Linked DNA regions of Homo sapiens: region 1 is linked to region 2. The links are chromatin contacts, found by Hi-C in ENCODE. All regions are on one chromosome and are shown on one strand. Each heading gives the region's core, a stretch centred on a gene start or an enhancer-like site at or near the end of the contact. The rest is flanking DNA. Distances are from core to core; before and after follow the strand shown. Region 1 overlaps LRIG1 (leucine rich repeats and immunoglobulin like domains 1). Region 2 has its middle 19 kb from the start of KBTBD8.

Evidence for each region. Hi-C counts contacts between places; a loop is a spot of excess contacts on that map. Pooled maps may share reads with other maps.
Region 1: a map with no recorded cell type shows a loop between it and region 2 (8-fold over the local background). The contact joins two enhancer-like sites. A Hi-C loop is called at or near these places in 1 of 168 maps with a recorded cell type or tissue (CD4-positive, alpha-beta memory T cell), 6 of 37 single-sample maps with no recorded cell type and 3 of 50 pooled maps.

Annotation. Positions count from the first base shown.
Region 1 is chr3:66,383,712-66,388,815 of GRCh38, reverse strand. LRIG1 (leucine rich repeats and immunoglobulin like domains 1) reads left to right here. Exons shown (of 19, transcript NM_015541.3): 13 at 2,515-2,835; 14 at 4,544-4,825. Among named protein-coding and RNA genes, the nearest start is that of LRIG1, 110 kb to the left of the region's middle. RefSeq lists enhancers at 1,764-1,823, 1,854-1,933, 1,944-2,113, 2,574-2,673. Within about 2 kb of position 2,420, at least 3 of the 41 ENCODE cell types and tissues checked have a DNase peak (open chromatin) inside an H3K27ac peak, as active enhancers do.
Region 2 is chr3:67,014,995-67,020,350 of GRCh38, reverse strand. No RefSeq gene overlaps it. Among named protein-coding and RNA genes, the nearest start is that of KBTBD8, 19 kb to the right of the region's middle. RefSeq lists an enhancer at 1,908-1,957. Within about 2 kb of position 1,755, at least 3 of the 41 ENCODE cell types and tissues checked have a DNase peak (open chromatin) inside an H3K27ac peak, as active enhancers do.

The sequences.
Region 1 (5,104 bases), core at 1,171-3,670, 630 kb after region 2:
TGTGTGTGTTTAAAATAAAAACATCGGAATGTTTTAATTTCCCCTTCATTTTTGAAGGATAGGTTTTTTAATACATAGAATTCATAGTTGAACGTTTTTCTTTCAGTAATTTGAATATCTTCCTACTGCCTTCTGTTCTCTGTGGGTTCTGGTAAGAAATCAGCCGTTAATAATAATGAAGATCCCTTGAATGTGATGAGTTGCTCCTCTTTTGCGTTTTCAAGATTCTTTGTCTTTGGCACCTGACAGCTTGACTATGATGAATCTGCGTTTGGATCTTTGAATTTACTCTACTTGGAGTTCATTAAGATTCTTGGATGTGTGGCTGCACATTTTTCATCAAATTTGGGGCCATTGTTTTGCAGATACTTTTTCTCTTCCTTTTTCTTTCTTCTCCTTCTTGGACTCCCATGATTTGTATGTTGTTGTGCTTGATGCTGTCCCACAAGTCTCTGTGGTTCTTTTCATTTTACCTCATTCTTTTTTCTTTGTTTCTCAGACTACATAATCTCAGTTGACTGTCTCAAGTTCCCTGCCCCCTCCTTCTGCCAGCTCAGTTCTGCTGTCAAGCCCCTCTAGTGAATTTTTCATTTCAGTTATTGTACTTCTAAGTTTCAAAATTTCTACTTGGTTCATATCTATAATTTCTCTTTATTGCTATAAAATTTTCTCATACTTTATCCTTTTTTTTTTTTTTTTTTTTTTTTTTGAGACAGAGTCTTGCTCTGTCACCCAGGCTGGAGGGCAGTGGCGTGATCTTGGCTCACTGCAAGCTCCGCCTCCTGGGTTCATGCCATTCTCCTGCCTCGGCCTCCCTAGTAGCTGGGACTACAGGCACCTGCCACCACACCCGGCTAATTTTTTTTTTTTTTTTGTATTTTTAGTAGAGACAGGGTTTCCCCATGTTAGCCAGGATGGTCTTGATCTCCTGACCTCATGATCCTCCTGCCTCAGCCTCCCAAAGTGCTGGGATTATAGGCGTGAGCCACCCCACCTGGCCACTATCCTTCGATATTTTTTTTAAGACATGGTTTCCTTGAGGTGTTTGAATATGCCTATAATTGCCGATTTAAAAAGTTTATTTAGTGAATCTAAGTCTGGGCTCCCTCAGAGACAGTTTCTGTTGACTGCTTTTTTTCCTGTTTGAGTGTTTCATAATATTTTGTTGAAAATTGGGCATTTAAAATAAAATAATGTGGCAACTCTGGAAATTGGATATTCCCTTTCTCCTCCCCCAGGATTTGCTGCTGTTGCTGTTTATTGTTACAGCTTGCCTAGTGACTTTTCCTGGACAAAGGCTATATAAAGTCCGTCCCCTTAAGTCCCTGCTTGTTTAGTTTAGTGGTTAGCTAATGGTTGGACAGAGAAGTCACCACAACCACTGTCTCCTATCCTTTACCGACGGCTTGTGTGTTTGTGTTGGGGTGTGCCATCACTTCCTATTTGTGTAGACAGTCATGCTCAGCCACAGGTGACAAATGAGGACCCCCTCACGTCTTTCCTGGGTGTGCACATGGCCTTGCACCTGCATGTGGCTGTCTAGATCCCCAGGAATGTATTGGACCTTTTCAAAGCCCACCATTAACACTGTATTCCCCACATTTTCCTTTATAGTTTTTTGGCCAGCTGCTTGTTTGCCCCATGGGTATTGTCCCCTCAGACAGCTGCGCTGTTGAACAGTGGCTACTGATTGTTGTAGTCATGTGCCCTGGGGCTAGGGCTTCTCCTGCTCGGCAAACTAGATCAGGGCAAATCAATGCAAATCCTGTGAATGGGGCTTTCCGTGTTGCTGCCAGATAGGCCACATGGTGTCAGTTCTGAGGATGGGGCTTTTGGGGAGCCCATTCTGACCCTTGAGTGGTTGCTAGGCTGCTGGGTTTCAAGGCTACCATGGAGCTGGGGAGGGAAGAATGGGGCTTTGGATAAGTTAAAATACCACAAAGCTCACATTTCTGAGATGTTGCTATTTGCTTGAATCAACAATCCATGGATTGTTGTAAGCCTTTGGTTTTCCAGAATTCTGAAAAAGTTGCTTTTGACCATTTTTCCAGGTGTTTTCCTTGTTTTAATGGAGGTGCAGATTTTTGGAGGTCCTTATTCTGACATTTTGGAAGTGTTTTACACCCCCTCCTTTTGGAGTAAGGTTTGTGGGTAAGATCTCTGCAGTCATGACCAGTGGTGCCTGACTGTTTTGTGTGAAAGTCAGCAGGCAGAGCCAGTTGTCTTAAGGAAACTGCCGGCTGGCTGGTTTGAGAACTGAGAAGTGGTGGGTTAATTTCTAATCAAGGAGTGTGATCATAAAGGTGATCAGTACTCACAGACTTCTAATTAGATGAGGTCAGATGTCCATGGTGCAACTCTTACGGCATCTGGTTGGTGGGGCTGAGGATGCACAGGGACCTCAAGCTCTGGTTCCTGCTTGGTGTCTGTGTCAGTTTCTGTTAGCATGAACAGCAGCTGGTTCCTCTGTGTACCAAGAACCCAGCGCTTTACAGTTGACCCTTCTCTCCCCAGATGACTTCCTGAAGCCACAGATCATCACCCAGCCAGAAACCACCATGGCTATGGTGGGCAAGGACATCCGGTTTACATGCTCAGCAGCCAGCAGCAGCAGCTCCCCCATGACCTTTGCCTGGAAGAAAGACAATGAAGTCCTGACCAATGCAGACATGGAGAACTTTGTCCACGTCCACGCGCAGGACGGGGAAGTGATGGAGTACACCACCATCCTGCACCTCCGTCAGGTCACTTTCGGGCACGAGGGCCGCTACCAATGTGTCATCACCAACCACTTTGGCTCCACCTATTCACATAAGGCCAGGCTCACCGTGAATGGTATGGAAACACCATCTTTGTTATAGTACCAGAATCCTACAAAGCACACTCCTGATTGCCCTTTCAGCTTTCCATGTAGAGATGACTGAGACAGGACACACACATGCTTCTGTGGGGCACTGTTAAATCCTATTGTTGCCTGGGTTTGCCCCAGAGCAAGTTTTGCAGATTTCAAGGGTTATTCACAATGAGTTACTTGTTTTTGGTGAGTTTTAAAAATCTAGTTATTGGCCGGGTGCTGTGGCTCATGCCTGTAATCCCAGCAGTTGGGAGACTGAGGTGGGCAGATCACTTGAAGCCAGGAGTTCGAGACTAGTGTGGCCAACATAGTGAAACCCCGTCTCTACTAAAAATACAAAAATTAGCCAGGTGTGGTGGCACATGCCTGTAATCCCAGCTACTTGGGAGGCTGAGGCACAAGAATTGCTTGAACCCAGGAGGTGGACGTTGCAGTGAGCCGAGATCACTCCACTGCATTCCAGCCTGGGTGTCAAAGTGAGACTGTCTCAAAAACAAAACAAAAACTAGTTATTAAGTCAAATTGTGGAGAGCTAAGCCTTGTTTTGTCCAGTTCTTATCCTCTATAAGCCAAGAGATCTGGCTTCCAAATTCCAAATACCCCTTAGCCTGGGGAAGCTGCTGTTCTTTGAGTAGATGGCACAGCATTGGAGTCAGAGGCTAGCTACTGCTCCAGAGACTGTGGAGTGCAAGGCTGGTGTGAGCCCTGGCCTGAAAGACACAGTGTCCTGGCAGTTGACAGGTTTTTACTCATTAACCAGCCTTGGAGCTTGTCAAGGGGACCATGTGTTATTGTGTGTTTGGAGGAGGGGGGTGGGGAGTAGATAGCTTGAAGAGTTTACTGTCCCACCCCAGTAACCTAATGGGGTTATCCTGATTACTAACTCTCTAGTTAAAAAGAATTGGCTTGAGAATCATCAGAATGGTGGATCTGCTTTGCTCTTTAAGCCCCCACAGATCACAGCGAAACACCTTCTTTACCACACTGTAGTGGGGTTGTCTTGGCTTATTCCAAGTCCTCACAGCTTCCGAAAGACTCAGCTGTTTGTTAGACTCTCCCCAAAATTGACGTTGACAGGAACTCTGGTGGTGCCTGACACGTGGCTGGATGCGTCCCACTCTGTCAGGACATCGATCTTTAGGCTGAGCAAGCTAGCAAGCTGAATGCTTCCTGCCTGGGTATACGGCAGTGGGCAGGAACAGCCTGGGTGAACAACCATCCAAATGGATGAGCCATCCCATTCATCCCATGAACACCCATCCAAACGGATGAGCCATCCCATTGCTCTCCCAAGGTGGAGGCATGCCCACCTTCCCTCTGTAATTCCATCTCCACAGCCTCTCTCTTGGTGGGTAAAGCAGGCAAGCATCAGGCCTACCTAGTGTGGATGGGCACCCCCTGCAACTCCCGTATAGGCACTGCCATGTAGAGTAAAAGCCTTTGCTTTGAAGGGACTATAGCCAGCCTAGGGTGTACAATGCAAGGCTGATGGGATGGAAGTGTTCCAACTGTGGTGGGAGAAGCTGGGGGTTCCTGATTCACAGGTGGCAGGAGTGGTCCTGGGCAGACATTGGGAGAAAAGAAGTGAACTGGCACTGGGCACAGTGACAGGTAGGTGTTTGCCAGAGGACTTCCTGGTTTTGCATCTAGCTGTCCCGTAACCCGACCCTGTATACGTATGTTTTCCAGTGTTGCCATCATTCACCAAAACGCCCCACGACATAACCATCCGGACCACCACCATGGCCCGCCTCGAATGTGCTGCCACAGGTCACCCAAACCCTCAGATTGCCTGGCAGAAGGATGGAGGCACGGATTTCCCCGCTGCCCGTGAGCGACGCATGCATGTCATGCCGGATGACGACGTGTTTTTCATCACTGATGTGAAAATAGATGACGCAGGGGTTTACAGCTGTACTGCTCAGAACTCAGCCGGTTCTATTTCAGCTAATGCCACCCTGACTGTCCTAGGTTTGCCTATTGCTCTACTGTGTGTGTGTGTGTGTGTGTGTGAGCGAGAGAGAGAGACTCTCAAATGCTCTGTGTGGCCAGGGGTGGTATGCGTTGTGGGCCTTTCGACCCTGTTTGAAATTTGGGGCTGCTTTTTGAGTTGAGTTAATTTTTCTTAAACAAGTGTTTCTATCTCTTTAAAAGAAATGATAGCTGGTGAATTAAGAGTCTTCATAGGGTTTAGCTACAGAACATTTTAAGAATTGGACAGGATGGATGTGGGCTTGGTCAAGAGCTACA
Region 2 (5,356 bases), core at 506-3,005:
AGTAGAAAGAGATTGAGAAACAGAGAAATACGAGAACAAACATATCTAAGAAATTCAATATCTAATAGGAATTTCAGAAAGAAAGCAAGCAAGAACACAGGGGAATAAATTATCAAATAAATGACAGGAGAATTTCCCAGTGCCAGTATATCACATGAAAAATCCATAAACCTAGGCATATATTGTGAAATTTCAGAATATAAAGGAAAATAGAAGATTCTATAAGATTCCAGAAAAAAAGAAAAAGAGAGAGGAAATTTACAAAGGTCAGGGAAACAGAATAACCTGCAACTTATCCGTAGTAGCACTGGCTGCTAGAAAGCAATGGCACAGTGGCTTCAATATATATTAGCAGAGATGAGGGAAGGGAGGGGAATGAGCATTTTTAATCACATGTGGAAGCCCATCTAGGAATCTAAAGGATATATATGCAGCACAAAGCAGGTTGCAAAGCTTTAATATTGTAACTCAGATGTAGGAGGGGAAATAATTTCATTATTTTGAATATAACCAATCAGGCCATCCTTTTGGGTCCCCACTCACAGGAAATTGATAAAATGTCTCTTTTCATTTAAGCTAAAGCAAAGTTTGATCCAGCAAGTTTAACAATTCCCTTTCAAGCGCCTAGTTCTCATCCCCTTCTCCAGTCTGTTAATTTTATCTTTCTTTGCCCTCCTCCACCATACATACATGATAGAATAGAATCAATGCAACTGCATCATTGTTTGAATGAAACAAAAACCTAAATTTTCCAGAGAGATTTGATAAGCCTGTCGGAAAAGTGTATGAAAACTCCACACTGATAAATACTCCACGTTTACACCCAGTCCCCTTTTCAGTAGGAGATGGTATTTCTATGTCCTGACTGAGTGCTCATGCTCCAAAACAAAAAACAATACTCTTCCTAAAATCTGGTAAAACAGAGTCCAAGTGTAGCACAATAAGCAATGGTCTGATTATTTGCATAGCCGATGTGCAGAAAACCACCAGATATTTCCATCTGTCCATCTTTATCTGCAGCTAATTGATTTCACAACTTTTCCAGATGTTAAAATGCCAAGCCCCATATAAAAATGTTTGCCAATCACGGCTAAGCCTGCAAATGTATCTTTCCAAACAACGGGAAATATGGAGTCAGAGAGTCCCAGAGAGGAAAACTAAACCGCCGGAAAGCAGAAGCGGGATATTCATGCCATTGTTCCTTGAATTGGTTGAGGGACCCCTGTCTGTCAAGCACCATGATCCGCGCTCAGTACACACTCGAGATAAAGGGTCCTTGCCCTTGGGGAGCTTCAAATCCAAGCAGACTCAGACACAGAAGAGGAGCAGTGTCCCGTGTCAAGGTGCAGAAGGGTGAGCGGAGAGGAAGGCCACACTCATTAACAGAGGAAAGTTCCTCTGAGTCACTGGTTAGGCGGTGAGATGTTCCAGTGAATGAAATCATTCATATCACTATTCTATATGAAGAAACCATTTTTCAGAGTCCAAATTTAAAACCTGCACTTAACAGTGAACATTTGATGAACAAAAGGTTGAACTGAGTTTTCAGGAGCCGTCTTCATTCTGAACACCAAGTTTTCCCTTCACATGCAGCCTCTTTCCTTTCTCAAGGCTATGCTCCTGCTTCTCCCAGGACCTCTCTGTCCTTGGCTCTTTGAAATGCTCTCTTCCCCTTCCTTAAGTCCTCACGTGGGCCCTCCGACGCTTGGCTCTCACCCGGGCTCTTCTCGTTCCCTCTGTAAGTGCCTTGAGCGCTGACCGGTATTTGGGTGACTGCCAACTCCACATCTTCGCCTGACCTATCACCTTCATTCAGTTTCCTGTCTCCACACCCATCCTGGCTGTTTCTCGGCACAGTAATCTATACATAGTGATCCTCTGTCACTTGAAACTCAGCTCTTCCAAAAGTGAACTCACTCACTTTACATCCCAAACTGGCTCCTTGACCAGCAAGAAGGTCTGCAGTCCCAGCACCTCCACGTTCTGCCTTTGAATATAACCATTCGGGCCATCTTCCTGGGTCCCTGCTCACTAGGGAGTGGGAGGAAATTAACAGGTCTGCTTTCATTTACAGCTAAGTTTGATCCCTAAGTTTAACAACTCCTTTTCTGTTTCTTTGTTTCTTCAAAAGTAAAAGGGGGACAATGACAGATGGCTGCAGCACCGGTAGTAGGAACCAAAAAGATAACAGATACCAAAGCATTTCAAAAACTAGAAAGTGATATGCAAGAATAAGATATTAGTCAGTGTCTCATAGATATTATTTTTCACATGGGTCGTTGTTATCATATATGTAAGTATGATAGATATGTTTTGTCATGCAAAACAGGATAGATATATTTTTTCATGCTACCATGGAAATCAACCTCACACAGGTCAGTGCCCAGTAAAGTGTGGATAGCATTTTAATTTTTGGAATAGTAAAATGTAGATTAAAAAGAAAATTATAACCAATTTCTTAGAAACCTTCAAGAAGGATACACAGATACTGATGCAAGTATTTTGCTGTGTATCACATTTATATATGAATATAAAAACCTCGTGTATCCCGGAACTTAAATGAAATTTTAAAAAGGAAAAATGAGGAAAAGATATGAATAAACAATTCATATAAAGTGAAAAAAAAGCCTATATACACATATCAAAATTACTCTCCTCTTTTTTCTGCCTGCAGCTATAGGGTAAAGTTATAAAATAAAATTATAAAATCCTACCATGATTTTATAAATTGTGAATCAAAATTGCCCCAGGACATATACTTGTACAACTTGAGGTGAGATCCATGAAACTCCCCACTCACTGGGGCAGGCCCCTGAGTGATAGGTGTCATCTCCCTGTCATCTCCAGCTACACAAACACCAAGTGAGAGGACCCTTGTCCTCTTTACTTTCACGTATGCATGCTCTGATTAGCTCATCCATTCTTCTGCCTGTTGACTCCTGCCATCACCACACCCACCACATACTTTAGAAAGCACAGGATAATTGAGCCCTTATCACAAACCAGATGTTTTGGGTCAGGGGTGGGAACCATATTTGGCTCTGGGGCAAAGTAGCAAGAAGTTGCAAAAACTCTTACTATTTTCATTCTTTTTCAGAAATGTAAGAGGCTATAGAAAGTGTGTCTACCTCTCTCTGGGTCAGGATTTTCTCTTTTTTCACTCTGCTCCTATTTCTAGGGGTTTGTCTTTCATCAGTCCTGCCTCTTTGCATGTTTTTGCATATCCCTAATCTCTTTAACTTTTGGGGTTAACGGGTATACTGCAGAACTCTCAACCGGGAATAGTCTAGAAATGGAAAAGATTTTGACTTTTTGCAAGGATATTTCTCATTTCCCATTTTTATTGAAAAGGCCTAAATGTTCTGATTTTTAAAAAAATATTATTTCTCCAGCACCTCCACGTCTCAGAATCTCCTCACCTGCAGGCTTCCTGGGGAAGCACCTGCACTCTCACCCACTGACACCCACTCACATCCTCCACCTGCACCTTAATTCACAGCAATTGGTTTTCATCTCTTGCACTTGGCTAAAACCACTTTCTCATTTCAGATCTTCACATGGCTAGACCAGGAGCCTCTTACTCTCTGCATTTCATTTCTTCTCTTTGGATCTCATTCCTGAAGTTTTCTCATGCATTACTACTCCTTTGTGATTCTCCCTTCTTCTCTGATAACTTTTCAGTTGCCTTTCTTCTGTTCCTTCAGCTGAATTTCTTAAATTTTATTCTTAGCTACTTTCGCTTCTCATTTTACAATTTATCTTTGCACTAACTCATCCATTAACTCAAATTCAACTAAAACCAGCTCTGTGGATATGCCAGACTCCTAAGTTCCATCGCTAACCTTGACCAAGCTCTTGAGCTTTAAGAACAGTTGTCAGAGAGCACCATGGATTTCTTACTATCTCAGGTTCTCACTGATTACAAGGAAATACTCCCCTGCGTTGTGTGGGTTCCTGTTGGCATTTGCTCCTCAAGACTTAACTTTGGCTACTTGACATCGTAATCTAAGTGTTGGGATAAGATGTTTTGACCTTATCTTCTTATCCTTAAAGGATTTTGCAAGCATGTGTTTCAAGAACTGAACTATGTGACCGCAACTCTGTTAAATCCTGCTGTGAACTGAATGTTTCTGCCAATTCCGCCAAATTCATGTGCTGGAATCCTAACCCCCAATGTGATGGTATTAGGAGGTAGGGCCGTTGCGGGTGGTTAGGTCATGAGGGATCTGGGATTAGTACCTTTATAAAAAGACACTAGAGAGCTTGCTTTATCTTTCTCTTTCTCTGCTCTTCACCATGAGAGGATGCGATGAGAAGAGGGCCCTCACCAGACACAGGATCTGCCAGCACCTTGATCTTAAACTTCCAGACTCCGGGACTGGGAGAAATAGATGTTTGTTATTTAAGCCATGCAGCCTATGGCAATTTGTTATGGCAGCCTGAACTGACTAGGACAGGTCCTTATCTCTGAATGGGAACAGAGAACAAGATAAACTCTAAGGACAGGCCCTTGTCAGTTTGTAAAAATAGACAAGCCAAAAAGCATTATTTTTATTTTGCAGACAGAGGTTACAAGCCTTGTTTAAATTATTTTAAATACCATTGGTTTAATTTCAGTCCTTTAGAAATGCACAGTCCAGAAATGAAAGTGAGAACTGTGTGACTGTAAAACTGTAAAAATTGTTTTCATGCATGGCTTATGAGCACAATCAGAGTCCAAATGGCTACACTTTAATATATACTTTATATTAGCTATTAAGGAATATTGTTCTACAATGGTTAAGTATATCTAAAAGACTGCAGAATAGTCGTTAATAATTTCAACAAATTAATATTTAGGAAGTGTTCATTATGTGCTGTGATAAGGCACTGTGATAAGTGTTTCACATGCTTATTTGATCCTCAAAAAAACTCGATAACGTGGTAGATTATTAACCTGTTTTATGCATGAAAAAGTAAAGCTAGAAAAGGTAAGTAATCTACCTGCGGTCACGGAAAACACTATAATTCATGTTGACCAGACCAATATAAAATATTTAGAAAATATATTCCACGTTTTACTTAATATTATAGTGTTTGATTCACCAAATCATATAATTGTGCATATCCTTATGGAAGAGGAAAGAAAGGAGAAAAAGGATCTATTAAATCTCATTTCTAAAAAACTAGCCAATAGAAAATGTTCTGTCTATCCATGATAAGGATAATTTAAAATTATTACATTGTAATTTTCTATTTAGTTTTAGTAGCCTGGGAAAAAAAGTCTTAAAATGATTGATTTTTTTAACTTATATAATTTTAATTTGGTGCAAGAAATATGGATTATTAGGTACTCAAGAGTCAACATTCACTGAAC